Regions from separate parts of the Homo sapiens genome. Here region 1 is linked to region 2. The links are chromatin loops, found by intact Hi-C in ENCODE. Cell type or tissue: OCI-LY7. All regions are shown on one strand. Each heading gives the region's core, and the rest is flanking DNA. Links, peaks and the distances in the headings are about the cores only. Region 1 overlaps CLIC5 (chloride intracellular channel 5). Region 2 has its middle 220 kb from the start of MIR4642.

Region 1 (4,392 bases), core at 210-4,209, 1.3 Mb before region 2:
AGGTGCTAGAATAAAAGTGAAATAATGAGGCTGAGCGCGACGGCTCATGCCTGTAATCTCAGCACTTTGGGAGGCCAGGGCAGGCGGATCACGAGGTCAGGAGTTCAAGACCAGCCTGGCCAATATGGTGAAACCCAGTCTCTACTAAAAATACAAAAATTAGCCAGGCGTGGTGGCACGCGCCTGTAGTCCCAGCTACTTGGGAGGCTGAGGCAGAAGAATTGCTTGAGCCAGGGAGATGGAGTTTGCAGTGAGCTGAGATCGCACCATTGCATTCCAGCCTGGGTGACAGAGCGAGACTCTATCTCAAAAAAAAAAAAAAAAAGCGGAATAATGACATGTTGGCATGTTGGCAATACCTATGTATATTGGCAAATGTTGTGTTTGGCTGTTTGTAATAGAAGCCTGACTACAGTGGCTAAAGCAAACATGTATTTTATTAGCAAAACCTATATAGCATTTTACTATGAACCATGCCCTGTTCTAAGCACTCTTGATAAATGTTTACTTCTTAAGAGGAATTTGCTTTTCTCACATGACAAGAAGTCCAGAGAGTAGAGAGTTCCAGGCAAATGTAGTTGCTGAAAGAAGTCGAGAATTGAGCTGCTGCTTAGAGCTCCTAATTCTCCATCTTTCGTGTGTGACTTTCATTCTTGTTTCACAGGATGGTTGCTCCACCCCCAAACATCACATCCGCATTCCAGACAATGCCAGCCGCATCTATCTTATCTTTCCCAGAAGCCCATTGATTAATTTCTACCGATATCTCTTTAGCCAGAACTTGGTTATTTGGCCTTCTGTAGCTGAAATTCTGGGAATCTAGGAAGATGAGTATTTTTGATAGGGCACATTGCTACCCTGAAAATATATATATATATGGGCTCTGTCTTCTACTAGTAACAAATAAAAGGAGACTGAATTCTTGTATATTCAATTCTTATATATTCACTTTCAAGTTAAGGTGATATTTTTTCTCTCTCTGGTGAAAATACCTGTCCTAGCCATTGCCAAAAAGGACACACTATTTTAAATTCTCCTTTGGTGCTGGAAAAATCTGAGTCATTTACCCCCTACTAGATTTCAGGAAACAGAAGTATAAAATTGCACATTTAATTTGCTACACACTTCAAACTTTAGGAGATGCAAGACTCATGTAGTAAAAGCTGTGCAACTCAAACATCCAATGGGTAGCTTCTCCCCACAAACTGTAATTTTTGCTGGGGCACATTAGGGTATCCAGGGAACTGCTCTGAGCAAGGGGGAGGGAGGTCCAGGTGTACTTGTAGCATATCTGGGGAATTCTGTGTAAGTATCAGTCACCCCCAACCTTTAAGGTTGCCCCATTTCACATCTGTTATGATGAAGGCTTTCGGCTGGGGGACTGTGGTTCTGGCTGTAGAGTCAGAATGAAAGGAACAGCTGAATATCCCTGTTCATGTCAGCATTTCAGGGCAGAGGATGAGTCAAGCACGATGTTTACTGAGCAGAGCCAGAGGCAAGAGCCACTTTTTTCTTGCAGCTCTAAGAATTTTTTGTTGCTTTTTTTGTATGCTTTGTTTCTCATACATCAGCATCATCATGCGTTGCACATACACATTGTACATAACAACTGCTTACAGCATGCCGGGCACTGTACTAAGCCCTCTGCAGGTGATGACTCAATTATTGCTCCCAGCAACCCTCTAAGGTATGCCATGTTATGATCTCCACTTTGCAGAGAAGGAAACAAGCACCGGTTAAGCAACCTGCCCAAGCTAGTATGTGTCAGGGTCAGGACCCCAGCCCAGGCAGCTGGTCCCATGATCTGTGCTCTTGACTTGCGTATATTAACATTTAATATAATCCACTATTTAATATGTATGTAGTGCTGAATTAAACAAGAGTGTGTCATTTAGGAAATGGTGATCAAATCAGTTCACGATCCGATGAATACTCAATGAATGACTACCATGTGTATTTCCTTAAATATACTCAACACTTCCCACCTTCCCCATCAGGGTCCTCACCCAGCAATCCATGTGGGGAAAGGGGCACAAAGTTGGCCCACAGTGGGCACCGAATAGATGCCTGTTTAACAAATAAAAGAATGGGCAACTGGAAGAGAATTTGTAGGATATTCACAGAATCACCAAATCCAGTAATTATTTCAGTCTAGCATTGCAGTGGCACAGAGGCAGTTTTTAAGTTTGTGAATGGCTCTTATGTAAAAGATGTGGCTATTTGAGGATGAAACAAGACAAAATGTGGTGAATGTACTTCAGCCTAAGTGTTTTGGGGGAGGGAGAATTGAGAAAAATCTCTAGGTCTAAACGCTGGAACGGATGACTGATAAAGTTAGAATCTCTCTTAACCAGCTCATTCTAAGTGTGTGAGCATCCGCATTAAACCTAATCTATGGCCTGATACTTAAAAATAACCTGTTATAAAGTAACCATAAAAAAACTCACAGATTTCAGCCTGATTCATTTGGCCACATAAACTACAATCAGCATTAATAGCTTCCGTCAGCATTTATGCCGTACTTTCTATTAGCACGATGGGTTCTACAATCATTTATGAGTTTCTGGAAAGTCTAATAGAAAACACACGTACATGTTCTCTGTGGAAAATACACAATAGGTTTTTGGGGAGTTTTTTGTTTGTTTGTTTGTTTGCTCAGGGATAAGCCAGAAGGTGTCGCCACTGCCCCATGGCTAAAGTCTGGGCCGGGTTCCCTAACCAGAACTTCTCCCCTGATCACTCCTGAGCTCGCTAGCTCTGCAGCTTCCTCCCACATTCAGTCAGTCTCTCTCTCTCTCTCTCTCTCTATCTCTCTCTCTTTCTCTCTCTCTCTCTTCCTCCCTTCTCCTGTTGATAAATAAACATTCAGGCAGCTTACATGCTACAGATGAGTACACAAAAGGAAACTTAATTCGAAGACCTAAGTGATAATCTTTCTCTTCAAATCTACTGTGGCTTTTAAGAGGTTTAGAAAATTATTTGGATCTGGAGTCCCTACCTCCCTTCATACTTTAAGAAAATATTATACTAAAGGCATGCTAAAGTTGTCCTAAATGTTTACCATGCTGGTGTTTTAAACATAGCCAAATACTGGCCAAAGTCTCTTGCCTTTAAAAAAAATATGCATTTTGTTGTTGTACTAATACTTCTGAACATACGCCAAATATAAGGGTGATTTGTGGAGCTGTATTAAATAAAAAGATGCTTCTTTATAAGAATCCCCTATAGAGCTTGGGGAAGCAGCTATGTGGAGAATCTGTGTCTTCCTTAAGAAAGTTTCTGAATTCCTTGGAAATACATCAGAAAACACCCCATTCTCCCCACCACAGAGGAGGGTGGGCAACCAACAGTGTCCTATATCCCAACCCACCATAATTGTAAGACTTAAACGCTATCTTTCAAATAAAGAATCATTTACTGGCTTCTTACTGGAAAGAACTATAGGAGCTTGTCATTTAATTCATCCTCCCCTCTGAGGCTGAAATTCTTTCTAGAACAAACAAATAATACCCATGGCACCACGTGCTGCACACTCTCTGTAGCCCAGCTGACGCCACACGAGGGAACAGTGGGGAATCTGTTGAAGTTGCCATTGCATTTTGCTTTCTCATAAACCGCTGTTTGTCTTTCTGCCTTTCCTGTTTTTAGCAGTGCCTAGAAACGGAGGCCTGGGAATTGCCTCCCCCATGTGAGCCCCTGGGTTGTTCACACCCAGGGCCAATTTGACAACATCCTCCTCTCTGGCTATGAGGCCAAGTCCAGTGTTCTTGGTTCAGTGCCAAAGGTGGACATGAACTCTCTAAACTGTCAAACTAAGAAAATGTGACACACCCATGTGGCCTGGAGAGAGCAAAGCCAAACCCAAAGAGATGCTTCCAGGCAACTTTAGATCCCTAACATGTTAGGAAAGTCAAGAGCAAGCTTCATCCTGCAAGCTCTCCAGGATTCTCCTTGGACCTGGAACATGCTAGGATGTTCAGATAAACTTCACTTCAGACACTGAATTTCTGCCTTGAGCTATCTCTTCTCTCATCTTTCTCTCGGTGTCTTCTTCCCCTTCATCCTCTCATAAACCCAAGTTCTATAGCTGTAATAATAATAATAGCAGTTAACTTTAATCAAGTCTCACTCTGCACCAGACACTAGATGATGTGAACCTGTGAACAAGCATAACTGAGGATTCAAACCCAAATCTCTTATGGCAGAGTGAATGTGCTGCTCTGCTACTGTGTTTGTTATCAGAAGCCATGGCTCCCCGACATACTCGACCCAGATTCTCTGTTTCTTCCTTGATGAAACCAGTGACATGCAAACATAGCCAGAGGGCCCAGGCACAGCAGAGAGCGTCCCATCAGACCTGATAGAAAGTCCCCTTCCCATCTTCTAAAACCT
Region 2 (4,392 bases), core at 108-4,107:
ACAGGCATGAGCCACTGTGCCCAGCCTAAGAGCCATCTTTGTTGCTGTGATTCCTGTAGCTCAACAGCTTTGCCCTCCCTCACTCTTGCCATGGCTGCAGACAGCTGAGGTTGAGGGGCTCTGGTCTGAGTCCAGATAACTGGGGAGTTCCAGGATAATGCCCAGGGAGCTGTTACAGGGAAGTAGACTTAGACTTTTAAGCAGCCCACAACACCTCCTAGAGGTCCTTGGGCGACGGAGCCTGGGCTTGTGGAGTGCCAAGCTTTATCCGACTGCCATGTCAACACCACTCCAGAGTCAAAGACTTCCCAGGCCTTCAGCCCCATCCTCATCCCTGCCCTAGGCAAAGTTGGGTCTGGAACGTTTCCCCTCAGCCTTGGGAGGAAACTCACATTCGAAGCAGTGTGTGAGCCCTGGCTGGCGAGCGATGGCCACTCACACTGTTATCCCTTTCTCAGCAATAATGTTTAGGTTCAGGAAAGAGTTCCAAGATATATATAATTCCTCATGCTGAGTAAGGGCTTCAGCCTGACTCCACAGCTGCCCCGGCTACTGCTCTCTCCAGGAATGTTATTACACCAGCACTGGCCCGGTGCTAGAGATGGGGTCTCTCAATGTTCTCATTATGTGCTCCGTATTTTTCAGGTCATGTAATTCAGCTGTAAAAATTTGCCCCTGGCTGCACCTGGCATAGGAGTGGCACAGAGGGGTGAGTTTATTTTTTTAAGGTACTGTTAAAAATAAATTTAATAAGGGAAAGAGAGAGGAAAAGAGAGAGCAAGAGACTAAGACTGTGTTTAATTTGAACTATGAAGGAGAAGATATGAACCGAAGGTCTGAGATCCTGGTGCTTTGGCTGTATGTGTGTCTGTGTGTGTGTGTGTGTGTGTGTGTACGCACGGGAGACTACATGTTTCTCCTGTGTAACTTAAAGCCAGCTTTGTTTATTTAACTGAGATTTTCCAGATCGTTAGTTTGTGATGTGGCTTAGTTTATACTGTGCAATATCCCATTTTAAATACACTCAGGTACATAAGTGAAATGCAACGGAGCTACTTCAATTAGCAAGAGCATGGGCAGCAATTAAGTTTAAATGAACATTTTCATGAGTCTTTTCTTCCCCTTCCTTCTCTTAGCCATGTAATTAATGAGCCTCTGAATGAACCTACTCTCTGTCTATGGGCGTAGAAGATTTTGGCTCTGGAATCCAGGACATATAAATGGAGAGGAACGCAAAGGCCTCCAGGCTGCAAGCTGAGGGGGCAGGTGGCTGCCTTTCCATGTTGCTCTGCGTGGGTAGAAGGAGCCTCTCCCCTTCCAACAGCCTCACCTTAGGAATATAGGATAGGCCATGGGTGACCTTAGTATGTAAACCAAACCCCAGCACTTTTAGAGTTCTGTCCCACTTCTGGCTGAGAGAAGCTGTTTGGGAGATGCCACATTGAATATTGGGCTTTCCAGACTATTTTCAATGACTTATAAGAAAAACTGGGATGTATGAAATTGGCAAGTCCTGGAAAGACTGAGATGGTCCCGGTAATTAGGAGGTGGGGCAGACAAAGGTAGGAGACTGCTACATCAAGTCGTCCCTTTTTCTGCTTGAGCTATGTCACCAGGGTTTTGGGCATGTCTGTGTCACCTGGAATCCAAGTGTGATTGTTTTCATCCAGACATTCTACCAAGTGGAAACCAAGAGTGGAGGCTCAGTCCACAGTAAGAGAAGGCACAGGGCCCTGGACAGAAGGGCCTGGCTTCCAGGGGGATGGGGATCCCCAACGCGGGAGACTCCTTTCCCCTGTGACCAGAAGCTGGGGTCTAAGGACTCCTCCTGCTCAACCACATCCACTGGTCGGGGTCCACCCAGGCCAAGCACAGAGCTGCGGAGGGGCTGAGGTGGCCTCTGCCGGGGAATGGAAAACGGCTCTCTTGGAGGAACTGAAGGAACCCCCACTTCCGTCTTCTGTCCCTGGTGCCTGCATGGCAGGACCCTGGGACCATGAGCTCACAACTCCTCCCCGGGTCACTGTGGTGGACATCAGGATCACCCCTCGGTGCTCAGTGTTTGGATAGGGCACCCTCACGTAGCATCTCCCCCACAGGCCACCCAACCATAGCTAGGACACCTCTCTTTGGCTGGCCATCACCTCCACCCACTCTATTTGACAGTCGGTGGACGCTGTGCCCCCTCAGAAATCAGACCGAGGGGAGCTCAGCGTTCGGCCAGACTCGGGCGCCACCTGGTGTCTGCGGGCGTCCCTGCGGGTAGACTCGAGCCCCAGTTGTTTGCTTCTTTGTTGTTCCTGCTTCTTTTAGACCCAGAAAGGCTCTGTCGCAAGAGGTGGGGTCTGTCTCAATTACAGCGGCTGAGCAGGCACGGGTTGCCTGGGGACATTCCTTGATATTCATGTCACAGGACATGCTGTGCTCTGCACGGGTTTTCACACCTCACCATGAGGTTCTCAGGCCCTCAGTCAGGATTTCAGGGGTTTGTTTTGTTTTTTTAGGTAGGTAGGTAGGTAGATAAGGTAGATAAGAGTTTTGGGGGAAATGGGTTGTTTAGGAGTGAGGCTGGGTTTCTGTCTTATCTCAGCCACTTACCAGCTGTGGGATCATGGGAAAATTACTTTAATCTCTCTGAATTTCAGTTTCTTTATCTGTAAAATAGGAATAACAACACCCACTTCAGAGGGTTATATGAGACTTAAAATAAGTCCTGCCAAGTTCTTGACAACTGAAGGTGTTCAATAAATGTTAGTTCCTTCTTTCCTTAGCAAAGACAGTCATAGATAATAATATAGGTAGTAATTAAAGTTAGTGACACAATGAGAGTAATACTAATTTTTTCTTCCTTCCTCTTCCTTTGTTTTTCTTTCTTCCTTCCTTCCTTCCATCCCTCCCTCCCTTCCTTCCTTCCCTTACTTTCTTTCTTTTTTCTTCTTCTTCTTTTTCTTTCTTTCTTTTTTTTTTTTTTTTTTTTTTTTTTTTTTTTTTTTTTGAGGCAGGATCTTGCTGTGTCACCCAGGCTGGAGTGCAGTGGTGCAGTCTCGGCTCACGACAACCTCTGCCTCCCAGGCTCAAGTGCTTCTCCTGCGTCATCCTCCCACAGGTGCATGCCACCAGGGGTTCACCATGTTGCCCAGGCTGGTCTCGAACTCCTGCGCTCAAGTAATCCTGTCCGCCTCGGCCTCTGAAAGTGCTAGGATTATAGGTGTGAGCCACCGCACCTGGCCAGAGTGATACCAATTTTCTTCGTGTGTGCAGTGACAGGCAGAGCAGCGGCAGGGAGGAGCTCTTCATTCATACTTTCCTCCAGGCCCCTCCAGCGTTTTTCATGGCTGAGAAAGGGAGTCTGGGCTCTGTGTGGGGAGCCTGACTATAACTTCATTGAAGAGGCTAGTGGCACATTTCCATTCCAAACTGTATACAAAACTGGCTAATAAATAATCACTGTTGATCAAGCTTTGGAAAGTCCTCATCATCATTTACTGAGCACCTACTATGGGGAAGCCACATTTAAGTATTTTACCAATAGGGCCCCATTAACTCTTGTAGCTGCCACTCAGGGTCAGTTTTATTATCCCTATTACCTAGATGAGGAAACTGGGGCTCAGGGTGTCTCAAGTCACATATCTAGGAAGCAGTGAGGTTCACACAGTTCCAAATCCAGTTTGCCCTCTTCCTGCTTCTTGCAACTGCCCCTCAGAGCTGAGGCATTCTCTTAGGGGTCTTCTTCTGAAAGAACAGCCTGTCCCCGAACCAACCAGAAACAGCTTTCTCCACCAGCCACAGCCCCGGCATAAATCAAGTCTAGGTTCCTGCCCATGGGTCATTGGTCGGGCTCCCAGCTGTCTTCCGGATAGTTCCTGGCGTGTGGCTATATTAAGAATGTGAACCGTAACATTAACACTTAAAAAAAAAATTCAAAGAGAGAAAGAAAGAAAGGAAGAAATACCCCTAAAGAGACTCACATCAGGTCTAGCCAAGAGTCATAAATCAATGTCGGTAAATTTATAAACAGTTCATAAATGTAAGTGCTTTTCACAGGGCTGTTTGTTATTGTGTCGGGCTGAGCTGGGGGTGGGGCTGGGGGTGCAGAGAGGCACTGCATCCATTCTGTCTCCGGGTGAGGAGCAGCTCAGATGGCCCCGGTAGCAGAAGGAACAGGGATGGGACCAGTCCTGGTTGAATACTCACATCCAGGTGGCCACAGCATGACATAGGCTTGAGTGAACTGAGAGAACCAGCCTGGATGGCAGGTGAGCTGAGCCCTGAACCTGAACTGAGATTTTGAAGACATTTACAAAAAAAAAACCCCATCATAACAACTGTGTGGGTTTTTTGTTGTTGTTGTTTGTTTCCCAGATTCCCTTTTTTGCTTTTCTAAGTATTCTG

The links. A loop is a pair of places that touch in the nucleus more often than their neighbours do. Peaks named below come from ENCODE experiments on the same cell type or tissue, not always from the same donor. Only the 100,000 strongest peaks of a DNase experiment are listed, where the experiment ranks them.
Region 1: a loop joins it to region 2, with 11 times the contacts of the local background. A loop is called at or near these places in 71 of 110 quality-filtered maps.

Annotation. Positions count from the first base shown.
Region 1 is chr6:45,921,251-45,925,642 of GRCh38, reverse strand. All of the region lies in intron 4 of CLIC5 (chloride intracellular channel 5), which reads left to right. Among named protein-coding and RNA genes, the nearest start is that of CLIC5, 92 kb to the left of the region's middle. RefSeq lists an enhancer at 1,188-1,337. In OCI-LY7, for the core only: CTCF peaks have their summits at 2,449 and 2,651 (motif pointing right); a DNase peak (open chromatin) is centred at 2,702.
Region 2 is chr6:44,653,535-44,657,926 of GRCh38, reverse strand. No RefSeq gene overlaps it. Among named protein-coding and RNA genes, the nearest start is that of MIR4642, 220 kb to the right of the region's middle. In OCI-LY7, for the core only: CTCF peaks have their summits at 2,036 and 2,243 (motif pointing left); a DNase peak (open chromatin) is centred at 2,256.